Regions from separate parts of the Mus musculus genome. Here all the other regions are linked to region 1. Evidence: chromatin loops called from intact Hi-C (ENCODE). Cell type or tissue: heart. All regions are shown on one strand. Region 1 has its middle 19 kb from the start of Gm35934. Region 2 holds the start of Agpat5 (1-acylglycerol-3-phosphate O-acyltransferase 5 (lysophosphatidic acid acyltransferase, epsilon)). Region 3 overlaps Mcph1 (microcephaly, primary autosomal recessive 1).

Region 1 (5,000 bases):
AAAGCCTCGGGTTTATAATACTGAGAGTGACCAACACTACTGAAAACAGTGATTCTGAGATACTGTTGTGTCCAAAGACTGTGAGCCTCAGACGGAGATGTTCATAACCACAGAGGCTGTGTGTACAAAAGAAGAGGACTTACCTGTGCCCTTTGCATCTTTGGTCCAATTCTTCCATGAATCTAAAATTACCATAAATAACAAACTGTAACTTTTAAGAAACTTCATAATTAAGTTTTCTCAGCCATATCACACAACCTGCTCTTGTCCACTGAAGTGTGTGAGTGGGTGTCTTTGTGTGGGAGCGCTGGGCATGCCGTCCAGACATAGGCCATTCTTACTACTTTTGGTTAGAGGGAGATTCCCATAGAAAGGTTGATTCACATATTGGAGACAGAACAAGACGTGGAACTCAGGCCAATGAACTCCAGGGTAATGCATCGAACCCCAAGAATAGACTTCAGCAGATACCTGCATGCAGAGCCAACTCACTCAGGCTTGGCTCCAGACAAGCCCACATGTTTAGAGCTAACATGAACCATGAAGGTTGGAGACACCGCTGTGTCGTGTGTATACATAGATGAGCCTCATTGTCCTCAACAATGGTACATACGAGAGGGAACAAAAAGCCCCTACGTGCGTGTATCTATGTCCCTTTGGGCTCAATCAGGACACCCCAAACATGGGTTTATTTGAAAAGAAGTCAGGGTAAGTGGGGTCAAAATGATAAAAGCGCCTGAGACACCACACAGGACATCTCCCTACATCTAGTCCTGTGAGCCCACACATCACACCGAGGTTTGCTGGCCTGGGCTCACCACCCTACTCTGACCCTGACAAGGTCCATAACTTCAGCAAGGGTTGACGTTTCTGTGTGAAACTTCCCTTCCTCTAAGCTGGGATGATCATGACAGACACTGTCTTAGGACCATCCAAGATCCATGTCAGCTTTTTAGTGAAGTCTTTACTTGGCCCAGATTGAGACTACATTGTATTCACATGTATTCACCAGTGTCCCTCTCAGGCAGTAGGAAGGCCTCCCTCTGAGAGAGCTATGTGAGCTATGAGTGCATTGGCTTCACCATGTCATTTAAACACATATCCAGGACTGGAGATGCCGCTCAGTCAGTTGACTCCTTGCCTAACATGCACAAAGCTGTAGGTTTGAGCCCTGGGGATTGCATAATCCTAGAACTTAAGTGGAGATGGGAGGATCAGAATTTCAAGGTCATCCTTAGCTACATAGCTTGGGCTGAATGAGACCCTATCAGTTGGGGAAGGGGAAGAGAAGGGAGATGGGGAGGAGAAGGGAGGGGGAGGGGTGGGCGAAGAAAGAGGTTGAGGTCTCTGGACTGAAGGTAAACAAAAGGAGCCTAGAACTTTCTTCAGTGAAAAGCTATGGTTTCTTCAGAGAGTTCCTGACGTGCTTTTTCTTGTTTTCCTTCCTGGTTTGGGGGCAGGAGGAATGAAACATGGCCTCCCCATGATCTCAGGGCAGTCACCAGTCAACTATGATATATTTACTGAGAAATTTTTAATAAATAAACCACAGCCTTGAACCCATGTGGCCTTATAAACCAGCCAGTTCTCATGGGGCAAGTTCGGGGGCTTTTATGAAGCAGTACTCCGTTCTCATGAGAATTTTATTAGGAACTGGAGACTCGAAATGCATGGAGCAGGAAATTTATGAGGCTGTATCGGAGCTCTTCCTTTCATTTTGTCATCCGGGTTAATTTACTTTGCCATCCTATGTTGATTTACTTTTGTAAGTTTCAGTCCTGAACACCGTCCCGGATTTCTCAGCAAATTTAAGCCGGCTAATTGATTTCTTGAACTTTCTACTTTCCATTTCTTACCCTCAGAGTCAGATGGATAATTATTGATAGTCTATAAAAGAAAGTTCTCGGAGTCTATGGGAAACACAAATGACTAGACAAAAATATGGCCTCGGCAGGTCTTCCCAAACATCCAAGGGATAAACAAGAACCATGGTGGGAAATGTTTTTTACAACCGCAGACAATCCTTCACATCCCTAACTATTCTACTTGATCGTTTCTTCAAGTACTGTGTTAATTGTGCTTTTGCGAAAGTACCCAGTTAAAAAATCTCACTCGCTCCCCCTCCCCTCCAAAATCCCTATTGTTTATCATCTTGTAACCCAACTTGGAAACAGCCCAAACCCAGAATAGATGTTTGTCCTGCTGAAGTGTAGAGGAAGTGTCCCAACACGTTTCTGCTCTGGGCCTGTTCCAGTGTTTCAGAGACCTCCCTGTTAATGGTGTGAGGGACGACGCCAGGCCAGCTTGGCCTTGGCTGAAGTCTTTAAGTGTGAGTGAGTGACACAAGAACCAGCTCTCTATTAACTATCTGACCCCTGGTCATTGTTTGCACCTGATTCCTGGGTAGCATGCACACCAAAGGTGGCATTTCCCAGTTTCTGTATTTGTTCTTTGGCTGTGATGGTGTTTTTCCAACCAGATCCTTGCCTTGAGTTCAGGAAGTTGCTACAGTGACCTGGCTGGATTACTTTAATGTCTTCTAGCCAGTGCTTCAATGCTTAGACATAGATTTTAGAAAAGAAACTATGTATGTATGTATGTATGTATGTATGTATGTACACACACATATATTATATAGTTAATATTGTCAGTGTGGTAGGATCTAGAATTCCCTAGGAGACGAACCTCTGGGCAGGTCTTTGAGAGAGTTTCTATAATGAGAAGACCCACTATAAATGCAGTGATGCCCGCATCCCATGGGCTGAGGTCCCCGACTGAAGGAAGGAGAACCTGAGCCGAGTGTCATCCTTCAACTATGCTTCTTGATGGCAGATGCCATGTGACTAGCCACTTCAAGGTCCTGCTGCTATGCTTTCCCCATAGTGATGGGTTGTTCCACCCCCGCGAGTCAACACAAGCCCTTCCATGCCTACATCTTCTCACCAGGTATCTTGTCTTAGCAACGAGGAAAGGATCTAATTCAATCTTCTTAAGAGAAGTTTGGGCTGGAGAGATGGTTCAGTGGTTAAGAGCACTGTCTGCTCTTCTAGAGGTGCTGAGTTCAATTCCCAGCAACTACATGGTGGCTTACAACCATCTATAATGGGGATATGATGCCTTCTTCTGGTGTGTCTGAAGACAGTGACACACCTGACACTCACATACATTAAATAAATAAATAAATAAAAGTCTTTTTTTTATTAAAAGGGGGGGCTTTCAAGAAGGCACACATAGTGCTGAGTTTCGGGGCCCTCCTGGAGGGGCCCTCCTGGAGAGCACCATTGTATTGGAGAGATGCTTTGAGAGACAATTAAACCTACAAGAAGACACTCCTGGCCACAGGACAACTGGAAAAAAAGTGAAAGAGACAACAGGGATATGCCTTGACATGTCTCTTAGAACAGGCAAACCCAGAACACAGAGAGCACTGGGTAGTGCGGGCATGGACACTCCCACATTGAAGGCAGGAGAGCAAAATGAAGCAGACTCTTTGGAAGATGGGTTGGCAATTTCTCATACAACTAAGCACTTGTCAGCTTCAGGATCTGCACTTGTGTTTCTGGACGTTTACCCCAGGAATTGAGAACTACTGTGTACACGAAAAACCTACACACAGGGATGGAGTTACAGCTCAGTAATGAAGTGTTTTCCTAGCATGTGCAAGGCCCTGCAATTCCTTGCACCCCACAAATATACATGTGTGTGTGTATATATATATATATGTATATATATATATATATATGCATCATATACATATTCATATATATCATATACATTCACATACATATACATCATATACACATATACATCATATACATATACACATACATATACATCATATGCATATTCGTATACATCATATACATATTCTTATACATCATATACATATTTATATACACCATATACATATTCATGTATATCATGTACTATGTATGTGATAGTCATATAACATATACATCATATATATACATCATATACATATACATCATATATATATCATATATACATATACATCATGTACAGGTACATAGAGAAAGGGGGAACTATATGGAGTGAACTTAAAGCATATGAACGGAGGATCTTAAAAGGATGCATGTCTATCCATTATGATTTCAAGGACCTAACATTGAAAATGCAAAACTACTGATACCGTGGAAAGCCGGTGGTTGCCAAATGGTTGGGGCAGAGTCATGAGCAGACAGATCAGAGTGAGTTTGGGAGCAGACACGCCTGTCTCCAGCACTCTGGTGGGTAGTGTCACACACTTGTCTAAAGTCAGAGAAAACATGCAATGCTACAAATGAGCTGGGGTAGGCACCGGGCTCTGGATGACAGTGATGTTAATGCAGCTCAAGGATGATGACAAACACACCCCTCTGGTGTGGTGGGATGCTGAGAGTGCAAAGACTTGTGGGTCAGAGGGGGACCCGTGGTGTATCAGAGAAATGTGTGGTTTCTGCTCAATTATGCCGTGAGCCTAAAATGTATTTGTTTACAGCCCCTGAAAGAATAAAAACTCAAAAGCAATAACCACAAGAGACAACCTGTGTTTAGGAAGCACGCCCCAGATCTTCTGGATTAGAGAACTCTGCCACAGGGTGAGTCACTGTAACAAGCATAAAGGCAAATCAATCCCATCGTCCCATTGGTGCTGAGCACACACTCCACCCCACAGAAGAAAGGGTGTTGCTAATAAGATTGAGGACAACATGGAGGGTTTCCTGGAGGAGGTGGCTTAGCCGGGACTGAAAGAGAGTGAGTGCGCATGTTTGACTCCTGGTAGGATAGTGAAAACATAGCAGAGGCTTGAATTCACATCTTTGCTGGGGATTTTGACTCTTAAGTCTTCCCGCAGCTGGCCTCCTATTCCTGAGAAGTTAACAAACCGGTTTTCTTCTACCTCTGCATTTTGATGGCAAGTCAAGGAAAGCGTGCACTGAATGAAAACCAGCCCAACTGAGCACAGCAAACCCACGTTCCCAGCAAGCACCTCCTCAAAC
Region 2 (5,000 bases), 75 kb after region 1:
GACCTAAGGCAGAAGACAAGCTCACATCTCAAACTCTTGTGACCAGTGATCAGCTAATTACTTTGATTTTATTTTGATCCATATTACTGCCTAACCACATTTCTCCCTCATATGTAAACTGTTCAGTACCGCCATGAATCCGTTTTAAATTTCATATAACTAAAAGAGTTTAATCCAGACATGGCGGTACATGCCTTTAGTCCTAACACTCTGGAGACAGAGGCAGGCAGATCTCTGTGAACTTGAGGCCTGTGAGGTCTACATAGAGTTCCTGCCCACCAAGACTACAGTGTGAGATCCTGGTTTGCTTCTTTTTTTTTTAGAGCTCATTATTGGAAAGAATAGAAGAACTCATTTTTTTCCTTCTCTTCTCCTTAATCTTAGTTTTAAGGCGTTAACTTAAAAGCCCTAAAATCACTTAGAAAACAGCTGCTGTAGCCTGGGTGGGGGGTAATAAGGTTTGCACTTGACTCCCCTCAAGTGCGTGTCCTCTCTCCCAATCAATAAACTCACTAACTTTGCTTCATTCTGACTCATCCTAACGTCTCTGCAGCAAGAATATAGGTGGCACTTGAGTAGAGGTCCCTGAGCGTCTGAGGGGTACTTGTCATGTGCAAGGTCAGCAACTTTAAGTTGTGCTCCCCGCTGTCTTGTCCCTTCTGCTAGTGAAATTAAATACTTATCCACGATTAGACCATACATTCACTTGACAAACTTAGTAAAGTAAGAGGGAGGTTTGAAACCATCAGTGTGGGGGTTCCTAAAAATTCTGAATGAAATCCTATTCTAAAAGTCAATTTTTCAGAAACCTTGATGTGCAACAGTGATTTTCCTATTCCCTAGGAAAACATTTAAAAAGATAGTGATTCAGAGAGGTCTTAATTCCCTACCTCAGACATAATCTCCAACTGGCGCAAAACTCAGTAAGGGATCCAGTCGCCAAAGTACCCCCCTAACACAGAATGAAAAGAACTGAGAAATGGGGGGGAAAGTCATAGATACATCTGGGAGAACCCAAACAGAGCTCTTCTTTGAAACTGAAAACCAAAAAGGAAGTACAACTGTAGGTTTTTATGGGATGTCATATAACGAATTCACATTAGGAGAGCTTTCTACTCTTTATTGTTTTCAGAGTTCAATCTCCACGGGGCGGGGGGGGGGGAGGGAGGGGTGGAAAGAAAGAAAGAAACAGTAGCAGGAAGAAAGCAATCTGACAAGAGATCAGCCCACATTGAAGCCCAGTCCAAGCTGAAGAGAACTGTATCGACAGTGAGGCTCCTATTGTAACCAATGTATTCATTTCCTCCCTAGGCCCTCGCTTTCACCCGGGAGGAACCCAAGGCAGGAGTCGTCCTTCACAGCTGTCACTTTGGTCAGCGCCTAGAGGTCTTGCTAATCTAAAAGACCTCGGAAGTGCAAATGAAGCCAGTCCCAGCATCACCACCTCGGACTCAGTGCCCTACTTTGGCAGGCACTGAGATGGGCAGTAACAGCCGGCCCGGGGCGGGGGTGGGGCGGACCCGGGAACACACTCAGCCTCAGCAGGACGTTCCAGAAGGAACCCCGAAGTGAGAACCAGAAACTTCCCCCCGCGGCGGGAGGCCGTGAGCTGCGGCACGTGCTCGCCGGGCTGCGAGTGTTCGCCCGGGTTGCAAGCGCCGCCCCGGCCGCGGGGAGGGCTCGCACGCAGCCCTGCGCGGCCGCGCCTCACCTGGACCCCGGTGTAGTTCTCGAAGAAGAAGAGCACCATGTTCTGGTAGACGCAGTAAAGCCGGTCGTCCACGCGCTGGTACAGGCGGGCGGGCATCAGCGCGGAGAGCACCCGCCACAGCGTCCAGGCCAGCAGGTAGGTGGGCGCCGAGCCCAGCAACAGGACGCTGGGGAGCAGGTAGCGCATAGAGTACGTGTGGAGCACCAGGGACAGCAGCATCCTCTCGGCTCGCCAGCCGCGACTCCGCCTGCGTTGCCCGCGCGGCCACCAGGACCTCAGCCACCGCCGGCCGCCCGCCAATCACTGCGCGGGGCCGGCCGCGCCGCCGCCCTCCGCCCTGGCTCCGCCCCCAGCATGGGCCGCGGGGGCCCGGGACCCGGCGGGGACAGTGACGGCCTCTGCTCGCCGCCTTGGAAAGGGCACGCCTCGGCTTGCCGGGCGCACTCGCCTCGGGGTGCTCGCTTTGCTCCGCGCGACCCGTGCTTGTCAGCGGGGAGGCGGGGTGAAGCAAGGCTCCCGGGTAATAAGGCGCCTCCTGATTGGCCGACTTATGGGCGTAATACGTGTTCTGATTGGCTCGGTCCCTTGGCCTCGTCACGACGCATGCTCGACTGCGAATGCTGGCTGGGGATGAGCCCGGGAAGAAGTGAGGTGGTGGGTTTTGGCCTGTGCTGGCGTGCGAGAGCTGCGTGGAGACACGAGGATGCTTCCTGCAAGACACGCGTGAGCCGACTAAGTCGTGGAGCACAGGAGGAGCTCGATGCCGCAGGTTATGGACAACTGCAGCGTCTTCGCGTGCCGGAGGGCCACCCGTGCCCCCACGTGCATAGGAAGCACACCTTCCCTCCTCTTGGCTGTTGCAGAATGAGGCTGGGTCCGTCTCCTGTACCCTTGGTTCACCTTTCACGGGACTGTCACCTCCTTGTATTAAATCTTTCAAAGCCTTAACTTTTGCCCTTTAATAACCTCTTGCTCTTTAACTTGTTTCTACTGTGCGTTTTCCTAATATCCTACATTTCTTCTTTTCAATGTGTAGGAAAGTATTTCCCTATACATGTAGGATCCATAAGTTCTCTTCCCTCCAGAAAACTAGAATAGTTAAGTAACAGCAAAAACTTATCCAGGGGCCCAGGTCCTTTCACTGCCCTAACTAGTGGAGACCAGATAATTCTATACAAGAAGGTATAGAAGGAAACAGGTCAGTGCGCACGCTCAGATCTGTATAAAGTACGTTTTAAATATGTGGGTGTGTGTGTGTGTGTTGGTTTCTCTAAGTGACCCTAAGGTCACTTATTCTGCCCCTAGTTTTCTCCCTTTCCACACCACTGACGCCTGTGTCTCTGCTTCCTTGCCTTGGATTTCCCTTCATCTTTTGCCCCATGTTTCTTTCCCATCACCTCTGAGATGCGCTTCATAAGGCATACAGGTGACTCCTGTCATTAGCACACTATGTCAGATGGACGTGCTTAGGAGTTTACACGATATCAGAATGTATTGAATGACAATAAATTTCACTAAGTACAGTGGCTTCGCTGGCACCAGAGAGGCCCACTTTACTCTGTAGCCCTTGCTAAGGGAAACACAGGTTCTTTTATTGCAGTCTTAATTACTAATATTAACTCTCAGATCACACATACATCACTCTGTAAGTATATCTCTGTTTACATATGCATATATAGGTTACAGTGACTACAAAGAGTTAGAAAGAAGAAAGGAGTTTTAAAAGCCTTGGGAAGCCAGTGCTGGAGAACTGACAGGGCTATAAGAGTGTCTGTCACGATAACATGAACCACAAACCCAGCTTTAGGGGAAAAGCAGCTGTTGGTGGGTCACAGATATGACAAACTGTCCAGTTTAATGAAGATGCAGAGGTAAAAGGGCAGGCAAAGGAACTGTCAAGACAATTCACTGTCAGTTCAGCAGACCAGTCCAGACAAAGGAATTGTTTGACAGATAGACTGTAGATTCAGATTGGCAAACAAGAGTTCAGGAAGACAGGAATTGAGGTACACATCAAAAAAGAAGGGACTGAGCCAACCTGAAGGTCTCTGGAAATTCAGGGGTTCTCTCTCTGTTGGCCTATGACATTCTGCAAATAGTCAGATGATCCATTTGTGGGAGCATTTACTTGACAATGTTAAGAGTCAACTTTTGTCAACAGAAAAACAAGGTACCTGAGGGCCCCCTCTCCTTTCCCAACCATAAAGTTTCAATTTTCTAGGAATGTCTGTAGAAATTACATTTGTAAGGAAAGGACATGTGGCTTTTCCCTTATCAGATTATAACCCTGTCTAAAACGTCTCTGGGGCCACCTCATGTTTTATCAGAAGAGAGGAGACAGTAAGATGGTTCTGAACATCTGTACTCAGGATTGACAAACCTTAGTGATTACAGAGCCCATGTGGTGGAAGGAGAAAGTGAATTGGAGATTGTCCTGTGACCTCTACAGGTGTCCATGGCATGCACCCATACACACAGATAGCTGTAAAACTAGACAAATAGGAAGGTGTTCTGGTGACTCTTAGATGCACAATCTGAGAACCACTATAGCTTATCTGGATAATACTAACAATGTGAGCCTGTGTGTTTTTTTTAACCAAAAAAAAAAAAAAAAAAACAAAAACCCTTTATGCTTAAGCTTACATTAAAATACCTGTAATAAAATTCCCAGCTATGTTTCACTATAAATTCTTTTCAACATCAAATCCACTAATCCTGGTTTAGCCCGAGCTGAAGTCCCTAAAATCCAGGGGAACTCCTCTGGCTGCCGAGGATGACAGTGTGATAGTCTTCAGGAACAAAAACCAAGGTGAGGCTTGAAGATGATAAAATCTAGAGATCTTGATCAGTTTTTTTTCCCCCTTAAGGCACCAGAGAAATCTCAAACACCTCACAGACAGAATCAGCAGTTGAAGAAAGGTGTTTATTAGGGATTGAGGAAACACATGGGAGACAGCAGATGTACAGAAAGAAAAAGAAAGAAATACACTGCAGAGCAGAGACTCGGCCAAAAACATCCAGTGTCTTTTCAAAGGCTGAATGTTCTAAGCCTCTGAAGAGTCTTCCTCCCCTAATTAATTAATTAATTAGGGTTGGTCAGTTTGAAGAAATATAGGACAGGAGATTGGCTCAGACTGTTGTCTGACAAGTCTTCATCAAGCTTTGAACTGGTTGAACCAGTCCATCAGCAGGGGGCCCGCTGGTGGGGAGACAAAAGTCAACAAGACCTTTGTTTTAATCTGCCAAGCTATTGTCTCAAGTCTGGAGGACCTGGAAGAAGCCATCCATC
Region 3 (5,000 bases), 300 kb after region 1:
AGTTGCTTTAAAATAATAAAAAAAAAAATTCCCAGAATCTCAAAGCAGCAATGGTTCCAAATCCATAAAGCGCCTTGGAACGGAAACTGAGGTCACAGGGTGACAGAAGCAGGACAACAGCCTCAAGCAGAAAGACCTACTACTACAGCACAGGGTTAGAGAGGACTGTGGCAAGAAGACATCTGCACACCTTCTACACAGCACAGGGTTAGAAGGGACTGTAGCAAGGTGACATCTGCACAGAGTCACCTGATCGCTGGGAGGGCAGTCTGGTGAATGGACCTGAGGGGAGCATGATCCAGACAAAGGGAACAGATAAAATGATGATGTGTTTAAACTCCTTCCTGAGCAGAACGCCATGGTGAGCCTAGGGCAGCAGGAGAGGGAGACAGCAGAAATTGTCTCCCCCTCCCCCCCCCCCCCCGCCACCAAGCACTAAAATGATTTTTCTCAAGTCATGTTTAACTTGCAATTGCATTTGGAATAAGGAAGGCTTTCAGAATTGCTAAGTGTCAGATGCAGGCAGTCACTATTTGTGCATCAGACTAGACAAAGATTAAAGATAGCACAATGGCACTGGATAAGATAGAGGTGCCCTTGCACACTATTGATGAGATCACAAAATTTAAGGTTATTTGCACAGTGAGCCAACAGTTCCATCTTTATTTTGTTTGTGAGCACAAGTAGTAAATGCACATCTCACACGTAACCCCTTTTGTAGAAACTGACTACCTATGAGTATATTCAGGAAAGGTCCACTCACAAAGTGCAACATAAAATTAGCTTATCAAAACCACACTATTACACGGTGAAGAAAAGGCAGCCTGGCCAAGTGAAGAGCTCGCTTAGCAGAGCGACACTGTGAGCAGCAGGTACATGCGCTAACACGCAGTAAGCCGGCGGGCTCTTACCCAGGTCACTACTCAAGCTGAAGTATCAGAGGCAAGAAACATCAGCGATGCCTGCTGGGCCTGAGCTTACTAAGCATCTTAAAGAAAAACCATGTCCTCTGCATGCGTTTTCCCAAGTCTTTCACTTCAGCATGTCACAGTCAAGAACTGCCCAGAATCAGAAGAGAAGCCATGGGGCTGCTGCGTCACCACTGTTCTGGCACCTGGCTTACTGCAGTAACCATGATGGATATAAGTCATGCACTATCTTCTAGAAGCACAGGAGAGCCCGCAGATACTGCTTTTACTCTGTAGAAGTATGCAGTTCTCACCCACTGGATTCAATCTTGATTAGGTCATTAAATCTAACAGCAGTTCCTGTGTGAGAACCAAGTGCTTTGATACTTCCTAGTGCACTACACTTAAGAAACACCAGGGGGCTGGAGAAATGGCTCCGCAGTTGGGAGCACTGATTGCTCTTGAGAAGGCCCTGCATTTAATTCTCAGCACCCACTTGGTGGCCTACAACCATGTGCAACTCTAGCTCCTGGAGATCTAATGCCCTCTACTGTCCTCCATGGGTGTCAGGCTTGCATGTAGTGCAAGGACAGAGATATAGTAGGCAAAACACACAAACACATAAAATAAAAATGTAATAAAAAAGAAAAGAAACAACAAAGCAACTAAAGGCTGCCTAGCCTTGGGGCACATTTTAATTTCTCAAGGCTAACTACAATCTTTTCCATTTCCTATAGATTACACCAAAGCATTCATAAACTAAAGAAAAGAACAAAAAACTAAAATACAAAAATCCTCTACAGTTATCTAGAAATTTTATGCAAAAATAGCAATGAACTCATTGGCATGCTTAAGATACTCAGAACATATTTGTGCAAGTATAATTTGTAGGAATAAAAATACAAGGGTTCATACATTCAAAACCACCCTGTCCTCAAAGAAATCACATACTTACTTTTTTTCTACTTAAGTTTGGTAGATGTTCATCGGTATTCACTGCAGGGAACAAAGACTCATCAACAAGTGCTCCAGCCATCCTGCATCTGTAGAACCAAGACAAGGTAGCCCAGTGAGCAACTGTCTTTGCTATACACATGCAACCTAAGAACTGGGGATCTATCAGACAGCAGGTTCAAAGCTAATATACTTCTATAGTACATGCAAAATATAAGTTAGTATATATTAGATTTCCCAAAGTCTTCTTTACATGGTCTTCTCTGTCCAATGCAAAAGCAGAAGAAAGCCAGGCATATTAGTACACACCTGTAATCCAAGCACTTGGGGAATGAGGAAGGTGGATGTATTTCAAGGATCTCCCCAGTGACTGAGAGCATGTTGGGGTGTTTATACAGCACATGTGACAAACTGGGTTCAATCCCAAGCATTGCCAAGACAGAATCAGCATTCCCCACACCCCTACATTCCCTACACGGAGATGCAGGAACCATCCAGCTGGAGAGAGGTGGGGCAGGCTTCTGAGACACAACCAGGGGTTAGAATATCCACCCAGGCTGATGGGTTCAAGATCAACAGGCTGTGGAGACAGTGGCTGATGTGTCACACATCAGAGCAAGCCTGAAGTGAGACTGTACATGGGCATCCTGGAAGTACTTCTCCAGGAGGGAAGCACCCTCCAAACTCCACAGGTGACTGACCTCCTGGTCATGGGAAATTTCTGCCCAGCTCAGAAGTGAGTAATCACTGGCCAGATGTAAAACTAAGCGGACATGGAAGCACACAGCAACAGGCAGCCAGAGCCCAGGCATGAAGGGGATACCCAGATAACAAGGCATACAACTGCACAGGCGTGCTTACACCAGTAGCTGATATTCAAATTCAGCCAACCCAGTGGGAAGTGTCACCATCTCGCACGCGTGGAACAAGGACAGGGAAATTTCCCAACAGCACCATTCTGCGAAGAGGGCTGGGAAAATGCAAGGAGGGTGTGACACCTACTGGCAAAAGGGCGGAAACTTGGTCCCAAAGGTAACTGTTTTGTTTGGTTTGGTTTGGTTTTAAATTCTCTAGGACACTGCATCCTCACAAATGGGGTTTGAAAGTATGAACTAGAACAACAAGCAGCACCTCTCTCATTAGTAGTCTGCTGCTACCTGAGACATCATAGGGAGGGGAGGGACTCAAAACCCATCCCTCCAGGGCAGAAACATTGACTGACATATATGATAATTCTAACAGTATTTTCACTGTCTTTGTTTTTCAAGTTCCACAAATGTCTTTTTACATTTATTTTTATTTCATCTTATGGGTACAAGTGTTTTGTCTGCATGGTTTTTTGTGCACCATTTGTTTGCATTGTATCCATAGAGACCAGAAGAGGGCCTGAGACAGCTATGAGTAGAGCCTTGTGGGTACTGGGAATTGAGCCCAGGTCCCCTATAAGAACAGCCAGTGCTCTGAGCCATCTCTCCGTCCTGCATAAATATGTTTTCATGGTCTTGCTTTGACTTTGATAGTGTACGATAATAATTATTCTGTGCATAGCCCAGTCTCTCCTCTCATTCCTACCTCATTTCCTCTCTTCTCCACACCCTCCTCCTCTTAACTGACCCTCTGTAGCTATAATCTATCCTGTTGATCCTCACGGACACAGGCCCATCCTTTCTATCTAATCTCACTCACTACTTCCCCAGTCGATCTAGCTCATCCCTGTCCTTATGGCCCACCTTAGTGTCTCTACACCTACCAGCCCTTATGGCCCACCTTAGTGTCTCCACATCTACCAGCCTATCTCCCTGTCCTTATGGTCCACCTTAGAATCTCCACATATACAGCCTACCTCAGCTTCACCATCTCTAAACAGTTACTGAAGTTACAGGAATGACTTGTAATAATAATAATAATAATAATAATAATAATAATATTTACAAAATTACAATGTTTGCAGCAAGCCTCTCTGGCAGTTGTGGCTGCTGCCATCTGTCTATAGATAGTTCACAACACTCACAATCCACTAGGAAGGAATGACACTTCCATCTTCCTACAAACCAGTCCCACTTGAGCATGTATATATTTCAAGTGAAAGAATACAAACTATAAATCCAGGCATGGTGCTTCACGCTTTTAATCCCAGCACTCAGGCAGAGGTAGAGTGAGTTCATAGTCAACCTGGTCTACAGAGCAAGTTCCAGGTCAGCCAGAGTTACGTAATGAGACCCTACCTTAAAAGAGGAATGGACTTTTAGAAAGAACAATAAGACAAGAGAGGTAAATAAAAAGAATACAAGTAGCATAGGAAGAAGTCAGTGTTCTTATTTCTAGAAGATATTATCTATTAAGGAACCATAAAGCCTCCAGCATAAATGCCCTGATAAACATGTTAGCAAAGTGACAGATACAAAATCAACATAAAAACCAAATAAGTAACTTTCCTACATACCACCAATGCTTTGAGAAAGATCAGGCAGACAACCCCAGTTATGAGAGACCATCACACAGAGTTCTGGTCTCCCTGCGGACATTTTGCTATGCTTAAGAGCTGACCTCCTGCCCCTGCAGGTTCTATCTAAGGAAAGAGGTATTGAAGGAAGTGTCACAAATAGGTCACCCAAACAATAGGTTTCAGGAGCAAGAGAGTACCCAAGGGACCACTGAAGATTGACAGTAACAGAGTAGGCACAACAGGGCCCTGAGATAATAACTAAGCAATGTTTAGGGAATAAAACAGGTTTTGTCATCTGGGTTAAACGACAGAACAAGTGCACGATTTTCTCTTCGTCCACCAGATCCCAATAAAATAACAGTAAAAGAAAACAAATGGGACATAAACTAATGAAAACAAGGAGTGGGTAAGAGCTGCCTGCAGAACTGGAAAGTAACCAACCAAACAAACAAAAGGAAGTCCAGGCCTAGCAGAGGTGCAGAAGTCAAGGACTCCAGGTCCTCCCCAGCGGGAGTGGGGAGCACAAGAGAGAGGAGCAGGTGAGCATGTCTGGACATGGGTGCCTAGAAACACCCACTCTCCTAACACCAGGGTGGAATTCTTATGTCCATGTGAGATAACTAGAAGCCAAGAGCTTTGGACATTGGGATGGCAGGCAGCACAGGAGGAAGGGAAAAAGCTCTATGTGACAG

The links. Hi-C counts contacts between places; a loop is a spot of excess contacts. Peaks named below come from ENCODE experiments on the same cell type or tissue, not always from the same donor. Only the 100,000 strongest peaks of a DNase experiment are listed, where the experiment ranks them.
Region 2: it touches region 1 in a loop (2.3-fold over the local background); 7 of 42 quality-filtered maps call a loop at or near these places.
Region 3: a loop joins it to region 1, with 2.9 times the contacts of the local background. A loop is called at or near these places in 28 of 42 quality-filtered maps.

The regions. Positions count from the first base shown.
Region 1 is chr8:18,918,653-18,923,652 of GRCm38, reverse strand. No RefSeq gene overlaps it. Among named protein-coding and RNA genes, the nearest start is that of Gm35934, 19 kb to the right of the region's middle. In heart, no CTCF peak of the experiment used is centred here; a DNase peak (open chromatin) is centred at 2,262.
Region 2 is chr8:18,843,490-18,848,489 of GRCm38, reverse strand. It overlaps Agpat5 (1-acylglycerol-3-phosphate O-acyltransferase 5 (lysophosphatidic acid acyltransferase, epsilon)), which reads right to left and starts at 2,211. Exons shown (of 8, transcript NM_026792.3): 1 at 1,712-2,211. The coding sequence starts at 1,930. In heart, a CTCF peak has its summit at 1,964; a DNase peak (open chromatin) is centred at 2,189; H3K4me3 peaks cover 2,874 bases; H3K27ac peaks cover 1,821 bases.
Region 3 is chr8:18,619,558-18,624,557 of GRCm38, reverse strand. It overlaps Mcph1 (microcephaly, primary autosomal recessive 1), which reads right to left. Exons shown (of 14, transcript NM_173189.3): 4 at 1,864-1,951. Among named protein-coding and RNA genes, the nearest start is that of Gm25763, 7.9 kb to the right of the region's middle. In heart, a CTCF peak has its summit at 2,870 (motif pointing left); a DNase peak (open chromatin) is centred at 2,767; H3K27ac peaks cover 1,404 bases.